2 separate regions of the Homo sapiens genome follow, and region 1 is linked to region 2. A link is a loop called in an ENCODE intact Hi-C map of the cell type or tissue named here. Cell type or tissue: Caco-2. All regions are shown on one strand. Each heading gives the region's core, and the rest is flanking DNA. Links, peaks and the distances in the headings are about the cores only. Region 1 overlaps LOC112268076 (translation initiation factor IF-2-like). Region 2 holds the start of LOC124900601 (a long non-coding RNA gene).

What was found. A loop is a pair of places that touch in the nucleus more often than their neighbours do. Peaks named below come from ENCODE experiments on the same cell type or tissue, not always from the same donor. Only the 100,000 strongest peaks of a DNase experiment are listed, where the experiment ranks them.
Region 1: it touches region 2 in a loop (14-fold over the local background); 1 of 110 quality-filtered maps calls a loop at or near these places.

The regions. Positions count from the first base shown.
Region 1 is chr11:67,857,223-67,864,075 of GRCh38, reverse strand. The region is part of intron 3 of LOC112268076 (translation initiation factor IF-2-like); the gene reads left to right. It also overlaps the pseudogene ENPP7P7. Among named protein-coding and RNA genes, the nearest start is that of LINC02754, 24 kb to the left of the region's middle. RefSeq lists an enhancer at 6,803-6,853. In Caco-2, for the core only: no CTCF peak of the experiment used is centred there; a DNase peak (open chromatin) is centred at 4,095.
Region 2 is chr11:67,936,400-67,943,252 of GRCh38, reverse strand. The region is part of intron 3 of LOC112268076 (translation initiation factor IF-2-like); the gene reads left to right. LOC124900601 (a long non-coding RNA gene) reads left to right here and starts at 3,479. Exons shown (of 3, transcript XR_002957254.2): 1 at 3,479-3,570; 2 at 6,262-6,478. In Caco-2, for the core only: a CTCF peak has its summit at 4,102; a DNase peak (open chromatin) is centred at 4,652.

The sequences.
Region 1 (6,853 bases), core at 2,609-5,108, 79 kb after region 2:
GCAGAGGTTACAGTGAGCCAAGATTGCACCATTGCACTCCAGCCTGGGTGATAGGGTAGACTCTGTCTCAAAAAAAAAAAAAAAAAAGAAAGAAATCGAATGGTGTGATTAGCTTATGATTTTTTAAAAATGGAATGATGTATTCATTTTCTAAGCTGCATAACAAATCAACACAAATTTAGCAGCTTAAAACATCCATCTATTACCTCTCCTTTCCTGTGGGTCATGAGTCTGGGGGTGCAGCTTTAGCTGGGTCCTCTGCTCAGGTTCTTACAAGGTTGTGATCAAGGTGCCGGCTGGAATTAGTGTGTCATATGAGGCTTGGGGTCTTCTCCCAACCTCACATGGTTGTTGGCAGAATTTATTTCCATGCAACTGTGAAACTCATGTGGCTGGCTTCTTCAAAACCAGCCAGGCATGGTGGCTCACGCCTGTAATCCCAGCACTTTCGGAGGCCGAGGCAGGGGATCACCTGATGTCAGGAGTTCGAGACCAGCCTGGCCAATATGGTGAAACCCCGTCTCTACATAACTTAGCCGGGCATGATGGCGCACACCTGTAATCCCAGCTACTTGGGAGGCTGAGGCAGTAGAATCACTTGAACCCAGGAGGCAGAGGTTGCAGTAAGCCGAGATCGTGCCACTGCACTCCAGCCTGGGCAACAGAGTGAGACTCCATGTCAAAAACAAACAAACAAACAAAAAACAAAAACCAGGAGGAAGGAGTCTCTCTCTTCCAGACCTTCATTGAAGATCTCACCTGAAGATGTCAGGCCCACCCTGAATAATCTCCCTTTTGATTAACTCAAAGTGAATGGATTAGGGGCTTAGTTACATCTGCAAAATCCCTTCAACTTTTCCATAGATATAGATTAGAAGCAAGCCACGGGTCCTGCCTACACTCCAGGGGAGAGGAGATTACACCTGGCATTTATCCAGGGCAAGAACCTAAGGGGTCATCTCAGAATTCTGTCCTCCAAATAGATCCTCGGTGGAGCTTACATGCCTGGGCGAGCACCAGCCTTTGTTTAAAGGCAACAGAGAATGGTGTCCTGGCTCAGATCTCCAGCAAGCCTCCACAATGATGGTCCAGTATCTGAAGCCATGGCCAAGGCAGCAGGAGCTTTGGGTGCACATGGGGGCTTCCCCCACTTTGAAGTGAGTCATCACATCTGTATTAGACCCTAGCTGTTGCTTAGGCAAAAATGATGATTTAGAAGAAGATGGAGAGAAGAGGAAAGTTAATTTAAAAGTACTTATATTCGGCCGGGTGTCGTGGCTCATGCCTGTAATCCCAGCACTTTGGGAGGCTGAGGCAGGCGGATCATGAGGTCAGGAGATGGAGACCATCCTGGCTAACACGGTGAAATCTTGTCTCTATTAAAAATACAAAAAATTAGCTGGGCGTGGTGGCGGGCGCCTGTAGTCCCAGCTACTCAGGAGGCTGAGGCAGGAGAATGGCGTGAACCCAAGAGGTGGAGCCTGCAGTGAGCTGAGATCTCGCCACTGCACTCCAGCCTGGGTAACAGAGCGAGACTCCATCTCAAAAAAAGAAAAAAAAAAAGAGAAAGTGCTTATATTCATTCCCTAGGGCTGCCACAACCAAGTACCAAAAGCTGGGTGACTTGAAACCAGAGAAATTGATTGTCTTGTGGCTCTGGTAGCCAGCAGTCTGAAACGGAGGTGCCAGCAGGGCCACGCTCCCTCCTGCACTTGTCGGGGAGTCCTGCCTTGCCTCTTCGTAGCTTCCTGTGGTCTCCTGGCAGTCTTCAGTGTTTCTTGGTTTGCATACGCATCAGTCCAATCTTCCGTCCAATCCATGGCCTTCTTCCCTGTGTCTCTGTGACTCGGCGTGTCCTCTCCTCTTTTATAAGGACACCAGTCATTGACTTAGGCCCTCCTTACTCCAGGATGACTTCATCCTAATCAATAGCATCTGCAATAACCCTATTTCTTTCTTTTCTTTCTTTCTGTCTTTCTTTCTTTTTTTTGAGACGGAGTTTCACTCTTGTTGCCCAGGCTGGAGTGCAATAGCGCGATCTCAGCTCAATGCAACCTCCGTCTCCTGAGTTCAAGCAATTCTCCTGCCTCAGCCTCCCGAGTAGCTGGAATTACAGGTATGTGCCACCACACCCAGGTAATTTTGAATTTTTAGTAGAGAAGGGGTTTCTCCATGTTGGTCAGGCTGGTCTCAAACTCCTGACCTCAGGTGATCCGCCCGCCTTGGCCTCCCAAAGTGCTGGGATTGCAGGCATGAGCCACCACGCCTGGCCTGCAATAACTCTATTTCTAAATAAGGTCACATTCTGAGCTGTTAGAATTTAGGATTTCAACATGTTTTGAGGAGAACTCAATTTAACCCATAACAATACTATGTGGGCCACACATGCTGCTTCACATCTGTTATCCCAGCACTTTGGGAGGTTGAAGCAGGAGGATCATTGCTCAGGGCATAGGGGGACACCAGGTGCATAAAACCACAGCGTTGACTGGTGTGGGGGCTCACACCTGTATGTTTGGGAAGCTAAGGCAGGGCGATCACTTGAGCCCAGGAGTTTGAGGCCAGCCTGGGTGACATAGTGAGATCTCACTTCTAAAAAAAAAAAAAAATTTAATTAGCTGGGCATGTTGGTACCCACCTACAGTCCCAGCTACTCAGGAGGCTGAAGCAGGAGGGTCGCTTGAGTCCAGAAGATCAAGGCTGTGGCGAGCTGTGATTGCACCACTGCACTCCAGCCTGGGCAACAGAGCAAGCCCTGTCTCAAAAAAAAAAAAAAAAAAAAAAAAATCATCTCCCTTGTCTTCTGATTCCCTGAGCTGTCATAGAAAGGAAGTGAAGCAGTGAAAGCATCCCCCCAAAAGGGACTTTTCAAAACCAGCCTAAGCAACATAGCAAGACCTTGCCTTTAGAAAGTATTTAAATTTGAAGGAAAAAAAAAAAAAAGCAGTATTATGGCACAGAGTTGACAGCTACAGGTGTGGCTACATCCAGGTCCTAAAACTATATCATCAGAATGACCCCTGACCCTCCCCCCGCTTTCCATTTTACTTTCTTAAGCATGAACATGAAATTTCCAAGACTGTTTCTCCTTTGGCTAATCTGCTTCTCAGACCCAATCACTGTGGCCAGGGTGGTGGAAGGATACTGACATCCAGGCTGGGACCACATGCCCCAGCTCCAGATCAAGGTGGGGAATGGCCAGTCGCACACATGTCGTGGGGAACTAGTGACTCCTCGGTGGAAAATCGGGGACTGTCATTGGAGAGGAGCGATAGAAGAAAGGCTGAAGCAGTGCAATGTATCTCCTGCACCAGCCTGGGCCTCGATGTCTTGAGTACTGATGACCCAGTACTCAGTCTAGGGCAATCCCAACTCCATCTGCGGGGCTGCCCACAGTACATGGACCCCCTCACTGGATTTGCTGACCACACGTGCAAATAGCCACTTCCCAGCCCCACTCCCCGCAGTCCCCCTGAACCCTGTCAAAATTCCCCTCAGTTCTCGCCAAGATTAAAAGCAACTCTGAGGGTGAGCGGCTCATTCTGCTAGTTTAAATCTCTCGGTTCCTTCCCTCTCCAGAACTCTGTACTTACTGCTCCGTCACTGGTAATGACAATGAACATCTTCACAATCTCAGGTTTTATTGCAAAGTGATTGAGGACCAGTTAGAATAAGTTATGCTACAGAAACTAAAGAAATTCCGTCAAACAAATGGTATGTAATAGAAAGTCTTAGGGCAGCCGTGTATATTTTCTCCCCCCAGTGAATCAATTGAAAATGAGAAGTTGTTACCGCCATGTTCCAGGCAGAAGCTATCAAAAGTATAAGCCATGATATTATAATTTGATGATTTTTCATCCGTCAAATGGATATGGCCCAGGGGTGAAAAGTGGATGCTCCGTAACTAGATGATGGTCAAGAGTTATAAAAATGAGGTCCTCTCTGTTCAACATTTCTCCTTTCTTGAAAGGGTACTCAATGTCATGCTCAGGGCCTCTAATGGCCAGAAATAAAGTTCCTCCCAGTTCCAGAGCACCTCAGGGCAACCCCAAAACCAGAGCAACTGCTTATTGCCATGTAGACTATGTACTGTGCAATTTCTGGGGTGGCATTTTCATAAATATGTGGGTGGCGCCCCCTGGAGGTATGCAATGCACAACTTGCACAAATGGTAAGTCATCGTATCCCAAGGTCCACAAAGAAGAGGTAAACAAAATTCCCATCGATGTTGCCATCAGTCATGAGTCTGCCTTTTCTTCATGGGACAGTAGCAAAAACAATTTGGCCAAGTGTGCTTGGATGATCTCTAAGATGGAATCAGGGTCTCTCACTTTCAGCACTATTGACCTTTGGGGCTGGATCATTATTTTGTCTTAGTGGGAGTTGTCCGCGGAATTGTAGGATGTTTAGCAGCATCACTGGCCTCTACCCATTAGCTGCCAGTAGCACCACCTCCTCCAGCTGCAACAACCAAAATTGTCTCCAGACATGGCCACATGTTCTCTGGGGGGCAAAATCACCCCCTGGTTGAGAAACCCTGAAGTAAAGACATAATACGCAGATCACATGTAAGTAAGAGAGCCTAAGGGCCACACAGGTGATGCTGTACCCATGACAAAGACAGAGTCTTAAAGAGGTTAGAGAGGTGGAGAAAGAGAAAAGAAATGAAGTCCCAGCTGCTGAGAGCAACAGATGCTGACTAGATGTTGTTGATAGTCATCTTTAAACTGAGTTAAAAGATGCTGAGGAGCCATCAGCTCCCATCCTGCTCTCCAGGGTCAACACTGCTGAAAAAGGCCTGGAGAGCAACAAAACCCCAAACACAGGTGCACTGAGCAAAGAAACCAGAGATTGAGACAAAAAAGACATTCCCTCAAAGACTACTCATTTTCAAGAGGGGAGAAAAAGTGGAGTCATGAAAAACAGTTGAGGCTGGGTAGAGTGACTCGCACCTGTAATCCCAGCACTTTGGGATTACTCCCAGGCTGAGATGGGAAAATTGCTTGAACTCAGGAGTTCAAGACCAGCCTGGGCAAAACAGCAAGACCTTGCCTCTAGAAAAAGGGAAAAAATTAGCCAGGTGTGGTGATACATGCCTGTGGTCTCAGCTACTCGGGAGGCTGAGGTGGGAGGATCGCTTGAACCCAGGAGGTAGAGGCTGCAGTGAGCAGGGATCGCACCACTGCACTCCAGCCTGGGCTACAGATCCTGTCTCAAAAAAGAAAAAAATTAAACAAAATTAAGGCCGGGCAAGATGGCTCATTCCTGTAATCCCAGCACTTTGGGAGGCCAAGGTGGGCAGATCACGAGGTGAGGAGATGGAGACCATCCTGGCTAACACGGTGAAACCCCATCTCTACTAAAAATACAAACAATTAGCCGGACATGGTGCTGGGTGCCTATAGTCCCAGCTACTCTGGAGGCTGAGGCAGAAGAATGGAGTGACCTCGGGAGGTGGAGCTTGCAGTGAGCCAAGATCACACCACTACCCTCCAGCCTGGGCAAAAGGGCAAGACCCCATCTCAAAAAAAATAGAAAATTAAAATTTTTTTTGAGACCAAGTCTCACTCTGTCACCCAGGCTGGAGTGAAATGGTGCGATCTTGGCTCACTGCAACCTCCGCCTCCTGGGTTCAAGTGATTCTCATGTCTCAACCTTGTGCCTCAACATGACTACAGGCATGTTGTCACCATGCCTAATTTTTGCATTTTTAGTAGAGATGGGGTTTCACCATGTTGTCCAGGATGGTCTTGAACTCCTAGGTTCAAGCAGTCTACCCACCTCAGCCTCCCAAAATGCTGAGATTACAGGCATGAGCCACCGTGCCCAACCTCTAACGTTTCATTATGGAAATTTCCCATATACACAAAAAGCAGGGAGAGAATTATACCATGAACCCCCATGCATCCATCATCCCACTGGAAGAACTTGTCAACATTTCTCCAATCTCATTCCAGTTCCCACTTTTCTTTTCCTTCTTGCTATTTTAGGACATTTTAAAGCAAATTCCAGACATTTCATTTCACCCATATCCATAACACACCAGGGTGCATTCTTGATGTAAGGATTTTGTTTTGTTTTATAACACCCATGACATTGCCACAGTTAATAGATTTAACATGAAGAAACTAAGATTCTTGCAGGTGGAGAAAAGATCTAATTACCACCTTAAAGCCTCTCCTACTAGCGCTTCTCAGATCTGGACGTGTATGCAAATCACCTGGGCATCTTGTTAAAATGCAGATTCTGGCCCAGGAGGTCCTTCCGGGTGAGCCCTGAGAGTCTTCAATTCCAAAAGCTCCCTGGTAATGCAATGCTAAGGGTCCACGAATCACACAAGAGGAAGGGTCGGCCAAACACGCACAACAACTGGGTGCAAAGTCCTGACTGTTCCTGACTGCAGGGTCTTCAGTGAACGGGGAAGCTGGGGACCATTTGGGAAAGAAGGGAGGTTTTTCGTATCAGCTCCAGGCCTTGTAGAACTGCCAGGGAATAACAGACACAAGGTCAGCAAAGTCTAACCAACAGCATGAGTGCATTCATATTCCACAACCACTGCAGCAAAGAACCATGAAATGGGTGGCTTCAAACAATGTCTGGGCTGGGTGCTGTGGCTCACACCTAAATAATCTCAGCACTTTGGGAGGCCGAGGTGGGTGGATGACTTGAGGTCAGGAATTCGAGACCAGCCTGGCCAATATGGCAAAACCTCGTCTCTACTAAAAATGCAAAAATTAGCCATGCATGGTGGCAGGCACCTGTAGTCCCCACTTCTTGGGAGGCTGAAGCAAGAGAATGGCTTGAGCCCAGGAGGTGGAGGTTGCAGTGAACCGAGATCATGCCACTGCACTCC
Region 2 (6,853 bases), core at 2,545-5,044:
ATAGGCTTGTTCACATGCGCGCAGCCAATTGTCTTGGATCCGCCTGTGTGCCTGATTCATCAGGGTGAGGGGTTCTCCTCTGAGGTGCTTGCAAAGAGCTGCTTGCAAAGAGCTGCTTAATTTTCATCTGAAAGACTCTCTGTAGAAACCAGGCCCAGCTTTGGAAGAAAGCCTTTTCTCCCCCTTTAGCAAATTCTGTGTCATTCTTTTTTTCTTTCTTTCTTTTTTGAGACGGAGTTTCACTTTTGCTGCCCAGGCTGGAGTGCAGTGGTGCAATCTCGGTTCACTGCAGTCTCTGCCTCCCAGGTTCAAGCGATTCTCCTGCCTCAGCCTCCTGAGTAGCTGGGACTACAGGTACCCACAACCATACCCGGCTAATTTTTTTGTATTTTTAGTAGAGAGGGAGTTTCACCATGTTGGCCAGGCTGGTCTCAAACTCCTGACCTCAGGTGATCCACCTCGGCCTCCCAAAGTGCTGGGATTACAGGTGTAAGCCACCATGCCTGGCTGGAATTCTGTGTCATTCTGGATACTTATCATGACTTCAAGCATCCAGGACTCTGTCCTGGGTATCCTGAGCCTGAGGGTGTATGTGTGTCCAGCTGGCTTGGAGGTTGTCTACAGGCAGGTTGAACTTGGCCTCTGAGTCCATGGCAGCCTCACATGGGAAATACCACCAAGGAGCTTCATCCTGTGCTTTTAGGAGATAGTTTCTATTTAGTCATTGCTGAATCTGTTACAGACAGTGTCTCAATTTCTTGCAACTCCTGTATGAGGTGGGTGCTGTGATTATCCACATGTTCACTTGTTCTCCCTGGCCTCTTTCAGGCTCTTGCACTTCCTTTGCTCTTTTCCTGCCACGGGGCCTTTGCACATCCTGCTCTTTCTGCCTGGAAAGATTTTCCCTCTCCTTACCTGTTCACCTGGTCATAGTCTCATCTGACAGTGGAGTCACTACATCCTCAGGGACGCCTGGCCACACTGACTCAGTCACAGCAACCCCCTCTTGTCTGCTTTCATGACACCAGGTGTCATGAGCTCAGCTACGGCTTCCTATTTCTGTGCATGTCATCCTTCCCCTTCAAGACTGTGGTCACCGTGAGGACCAGGGCCATGCCTGTTCCTGATTCTCATTTGTGTCTCTGGTGTTTAGTATATGCTTACCTAGAATTTGATTAATGAATGACGACATACCCATTTTACAGATGAGAAAGTTGAGGCTCAGGAACATTATGTAACTTGCTCAGTATTAGATGGTGATGGTTTGAAGCCATCTGGCTGGTCACTGGGTGCACACTCTTAACCACTTCACTATGGTTCTTCTCTCATGGTAGTTCTCCAACAGCAGGAGTGAGAGGCAACTTTAGGACAGGCGTAACCAGAATCCCAGGGGTTATCCTAGAAGGTGGTGTCAGGAACATGCTTGCCTATGGGCCTTCTTACTGTATTGCATAAAATACCCTGTTTTTCTGAGTCGCCTTTAGTAAAGACCTTAGCAATATTTGAAGCACAGTTGTCAGTAGGAAAGGGTGGGTGTTTATACTTTTTTAAAAAGGAGTCTATATCATATTTATCTTGTGGTCTGCCATGCCCCCTGATCTTCTTCAGCTTCAGTTATGCAAAATTCACACTTCTTCTCTTGACTGCCTCTCTCTTACCTGTTCAGTTTCTTTTCTGTGTTCGAGATTGCTTAGAATTTTTCCCATTACTACAGCCTGCTTCCCACCTGTATCCCCCAGCCAGCTTGTTCTGGATTTTGTCAACAAGAGTTTCAGCGTTTAGTGAGGGCTGGACTGAAGGAAAGCCTTGGAAAAGGCTGTGTGATGAAAGGTGAGATACCTAATGGGCAGGCAGTCATCAGGGTTAATTCAAAGGCTGGAAGAAGGGCTGACCTGGATGACTGGAAATGTCTTTGAGCTGAAGGTCATGTGCAGGTGGAACGAAGAGGGTGAGCCTTTTGGGGTGAACTGCAAGTATTTGATAAGATCCTTGTCCCCATGGTTGGGGAAGTCTTGATAAGCATCCTCAATGTGATGGAGGGATTAGGGAACCCATGGCTCTACCTGTCCAGCATGGCAGCAACATGACACAGCCAAGTTATTGATTATTGGTTGCCCAGCTGTCATCACTCAACATCTTCTGTTAGTTATAGCTGTAATTTGCATTAGTTGCCAATGCCAGTTTTGACTTTCCTAGTCAATAAAGTGTTCTGAGAGTGGTGACTAAGGCTGAGCACTACCCATAATCATGAGTATTACAGAGGCAAGCCCCCTTGCCCACCCACATGCAGGTGATGACACACCCTAGGAAATCACTCAATTCTTTAGAGGACCCTGAATAAATGCTCAAGTCCATCTGTTCATCTGTCCGTCCATCCATCCATCATTCCTTCCATCCATCCATCCATCCATCCATCCATCCATCCAGACATGCATACATCCATCCACCCACCTACCCACCTATCCACCCGCCCACCCACCCATCTATACATCCAATGCACTCTCTTATGCACCCAGCTATCATCCACCTACCCACCCACCAACCCATCTATCCATCCACTCATCCATGCATCTATCCACCCATTCACTCATCTACCCATCTATCCACCCACCCGTCCACCCATTTATCTATCCCTCCACCCCCTCAACCACTCATCCATTTCTCCACCCACTCAGCCATCCCTTCACCAACTCAACCACCCATTCATTCATCCACCTGCCCACCCACCTATCTTTCCATCCACCCATCTATCCACCCACCCACCTATGTATCCATCCACTGCTTGTCCTTCTGTTCATTTATTCCACAAAGACTCATTAACCACCTACTAGATTCTGGGGAGGTATCTGCTGTAGTAATTGAGAACATGGTTTCTGGAATCTGATTCCCTGAGCTCAAATTGAGCTGCCTCCTAGCTAGCTGCTTGGGTAAGTTATAGAAACTGTGCTTTGATTTTCTTATCTGAAAATTGGCTATTAATAGCTTCTACTCTTGCAGATATAGTGAGGGTTAAATAAGATGTCACGTTAAAAGTGCATCATCGACACTCAATAGAGATTAGGTTTTACCATTCATTATTATTCTTGGCAGATGCTGCAGATAACGTGGAGAGCATACGAAAGGCACATGTTTGAACCAATAGTGACATACAGGTGCTAAGTTCTGCAGTAGGGGAAGGGCAGAGAGCCATGAGGAGGGCCTGGCCCAATCCTGGAGCCTCAGAAAAAAGTTCCCCGTTGAATTGCTGTTTTAGCTGAGACTTGTGGGATGTGTAGTAGTTGGAGATCCCAGACAGGAGGTGACCGAGTTAGCCAGGGAAAAATTGGGTCCTGGCACCCATGGCAGAGTTAAATGATCCAGTCCTTCTGTCTCCTCTGGCTGGAAGTCCACCAGATCTGGGAATGTCCAGTTGGGGGAGGGGGCTGACAATGTTCATGACCTTCACCTGTCCTCACATGTCCTCTGTGTATCTGCAAAGCCTCTGCCTCAGTCTCCTCTTCTGGAAAGTGGGATTGGAAACCACATCTGCTTCTCTCCCAGGACTGCTAGGAAGACAAGATTAGATGGCAGGTGAGAGCTCTTTGAAAATGAAAACATTCTGCTATTTGAATGCAAAGTATTCTTCTTTGCCTGTGATGTTTCCTAATCTGTGAAATCATACTGGACCTCGAAGCTGTCTATTAAAAAAAAATATCAAAGTGGCTGGGCATGGTGGCTCATGACTGTAATCCTAGCACTTTGAGAGGCTGAGGGGGGTGGATCACTTGAGGCCAGGAGTTCGATACCAGCCTGGCCAATATGTGAAACCCCATCTCTACTAAAAATACAAAAATTAGCCAGGTGTGGTGGCATCTGCCTGTAGTCCCAGCTACTCAGGAGGCTGAGGCACAAGAATCATTTGAGCTCAGGAGGCAGAGGTTGCAGTGAGCCGAGATGGCACCACTGCACTCCAGCCTGGGCGACAGAGCGAGGCTCTGTCTGAAAACAGAAAAAAAAAAAAAAAAAAAAAAAAGCAAAGTTAACACTTCCTCCATCTCTCCCCTAGGGGAGGCAATTTGTCAAAGATTGTTGTTGGATTTTACACACAGGGAAATCTAAGGAAGGTTTGGAAACCAGACCATGACTCCAGACTCTCGTCTCCCTGTTTACAGGGTCTTAAATGGGGGAGCCACTTTGGGTTCTTTCCACAAGATTGCTTTGTAAAAAAAAAAAAAGAAACAAACAAACAAAAAACTCAAAAAAACAGCCCTAACCTAAATATTCACAAGGGACCTTAGGCAATATCTGCAAACAAAAGTGAGTGATGAGTGGAATCTGTTGTCTTTACAACTTAGACAGCTCCAGAGTTGAAGCAAGTGGAAATATCTCTAGAGACAGAGATTTGGGCAGGTTTTGCCAGTTACAAACTATGAGAACCTGGGCAGGTTTACCTCTCTGAGCTTCTGTGACCTTGTAAAATAGGCTGCATTGCGCTAAACGTGCAGGAGGAATCCCAGCATCCTCCTGTGCACAAGGCTGGTTTCTTCCCATCCTTTTCCTTGTTCTGCCTCTCTCCTCCTCTCCAAGAGATGAATACCTTTGGACCCAGTAGGGGCCTATGTTTGCAAAAGCTCGCAGGTGATTCTCATGCAGCCAGCCTGGCTGTGGCGCTGAGTTCTTGGACACTTCTGGAGGCACATTTACTAGTGAGGAAGGTCACTGTGTGTGAAAGGCACGATTCATCTTCCATTCCTTTCTTCCATGAAGCAAGGTGCATGGGTCAACTGAGCTGGGAGAGTCCACAGTGTCAGCCTCCCCCACACTTCCCTCCCTCCTTAATCCTTGTGTGCTGTACTTTGTCTTGATTTCCTGTACTCTGCACCAAGCCAGGAGATGGTAAGATCTCGAAAAAATCATTTTTTTGGGAAATGGGACCAAGAGGGTTTTGATTTGCTTGTTTGTTTGTTTGAGACAGGGTCTGTCGCCCAGACTGGAGTGCAGTGGCATGATCTTGGCTCACTGCAGCCTTGACCTTCTGGGCTCAGGTGATCCTCCCACCTCAGCCTCCTGAGTAGCTGGGACTGCAGGTGCACACCACCGTGCCTGACTAATTTGTCTATTTTTTGTAGAGATGAGGATTCACCATGTTGCCTAGGCTGGTCTCAAACTCCTGGGCTCAAGCAGTCCTCCATCCACCTCGGCCTCCCAAAATGCCGGAATTACAGGCATGAGCTGCTGTGCCTGGCCAAGGTTTTTTTTTTTGTTATTATTATGAAAAATTTTCAATATACATAAAAGTAGAGAGACTAGTTTAATGAGCTATCATATGCCCATCACATAGGTTTAAAAACTATTAACGTTTGCAATATTTACTCCATTTGTTTTTCTGAAGTATTTAAAAAATAGTTTACAGTAGTTATGTAATTGCATCCTGATATTCACCCCTACGTAATTTACTTTCCCTCTAAAAACATGAGGGCATTTTTTATATGATCATTATCATTCCTAATCAAATTACCAGTAATTCCTTAATATCCTCTAAGATCAAGTTTACATTCAGATGTCTTCTCCTCAAAATGTCAATTGTGATTATTTTTTTCTTTGAGCAAAGATAATAAGATCTCAAGATTTAATGACAGAGATTCCATGTTAGCCCTGATGTCTAAGCTCTGTGGTCCATTGTGGCTTTACTTGAAAGTCTCAGGCTAGGCGTGGTGGCTCACACCTGTAATCCCAGCACTTTGGGAAACCAAGGTAGGTGGATCATGAGGTCAAGAGATCAAGACCATCCTGACAAACATGGTGAAACCCTGTCTCTATTAAAAATACAAAAATTAGCCAAGCATGGTGGTGGGTGCCTATAGTCGCAGCTACTCAGGAGGCTGAGGCAGGAGAATCACTTGAACCTGGGAGGTGGAGGTTGCAGTGAGCTGAGGTTGCACCACTGCACTGTACTCCAGCCTGGGTGACAGAGCGTAACTCTGTCTCAAAAAAAAAAAAAAGTGTATGTGAGGAAACTGGGATAGAGCTTGGGGATATTGGGGGATGGAGATACTTCATCTACTGAACAAAAACCATGGGATACCAATGCTGGAGGAAGAAGCATCATCCTCAGTTTCTACTAATTCAACCACACATGAGATGGGGACTTGGTGTCCAAGAGAAGAGCCTCTTTTTAGGTCTTCGGCCTTGATCAAACCATTTCTGAATTCCTCATACATATATAATCAGGTGTTATGAGTGGTACTGATTGGATAATCTTTCTGTCGTTTCCTGTGCTAGGAAGGAAAATACATGTACAGCCAACTTCCTTGAGGATTCGTTCTTTTGCATCAGGGTGTCTCAAACTCCTGCCCTTAAAACACCTGCAAGAGAATCATCCAGGTGGCTTGCTCACTCTGCATGCAGACCCTTTAGAATCAGAGTCAGAATCCCTGGGGCTGGAGCCACAAAATGAAATGACATTTCAACAAGTTTGTCATCACGTAAGAGAGAATAGGTGAGTATTTGGATACCTATAATACAAAGTAGATTCAAAAAGAATGACGATTATTTTAAATGTTGCGTTTTTAAAAATTTAATACAGAAAAGGCTGGGCACGGTGGCTCATGCCTGTAATCCTAGCACTTTGGGAGGCCAAGGCGGGTGGATCATTTGAGGTCAGGAGTTCAAGACCAGCCTGGCCAACAAGGTGAAACCCCACCTCTACTAAAAATATAAAAATTAGCCAGGCGGTAGTGGTGCACGCCCGTAATGCCAGCTACAGGGGAAGCTGAGGCAGGAGAATCGCTTAAGCCTGGGAGGCAGAGGTTTGGTGAGCTGAGATCGTACCACTGCACTGCAGTGTGGGTGACAATTGTTTAACCACCACCAA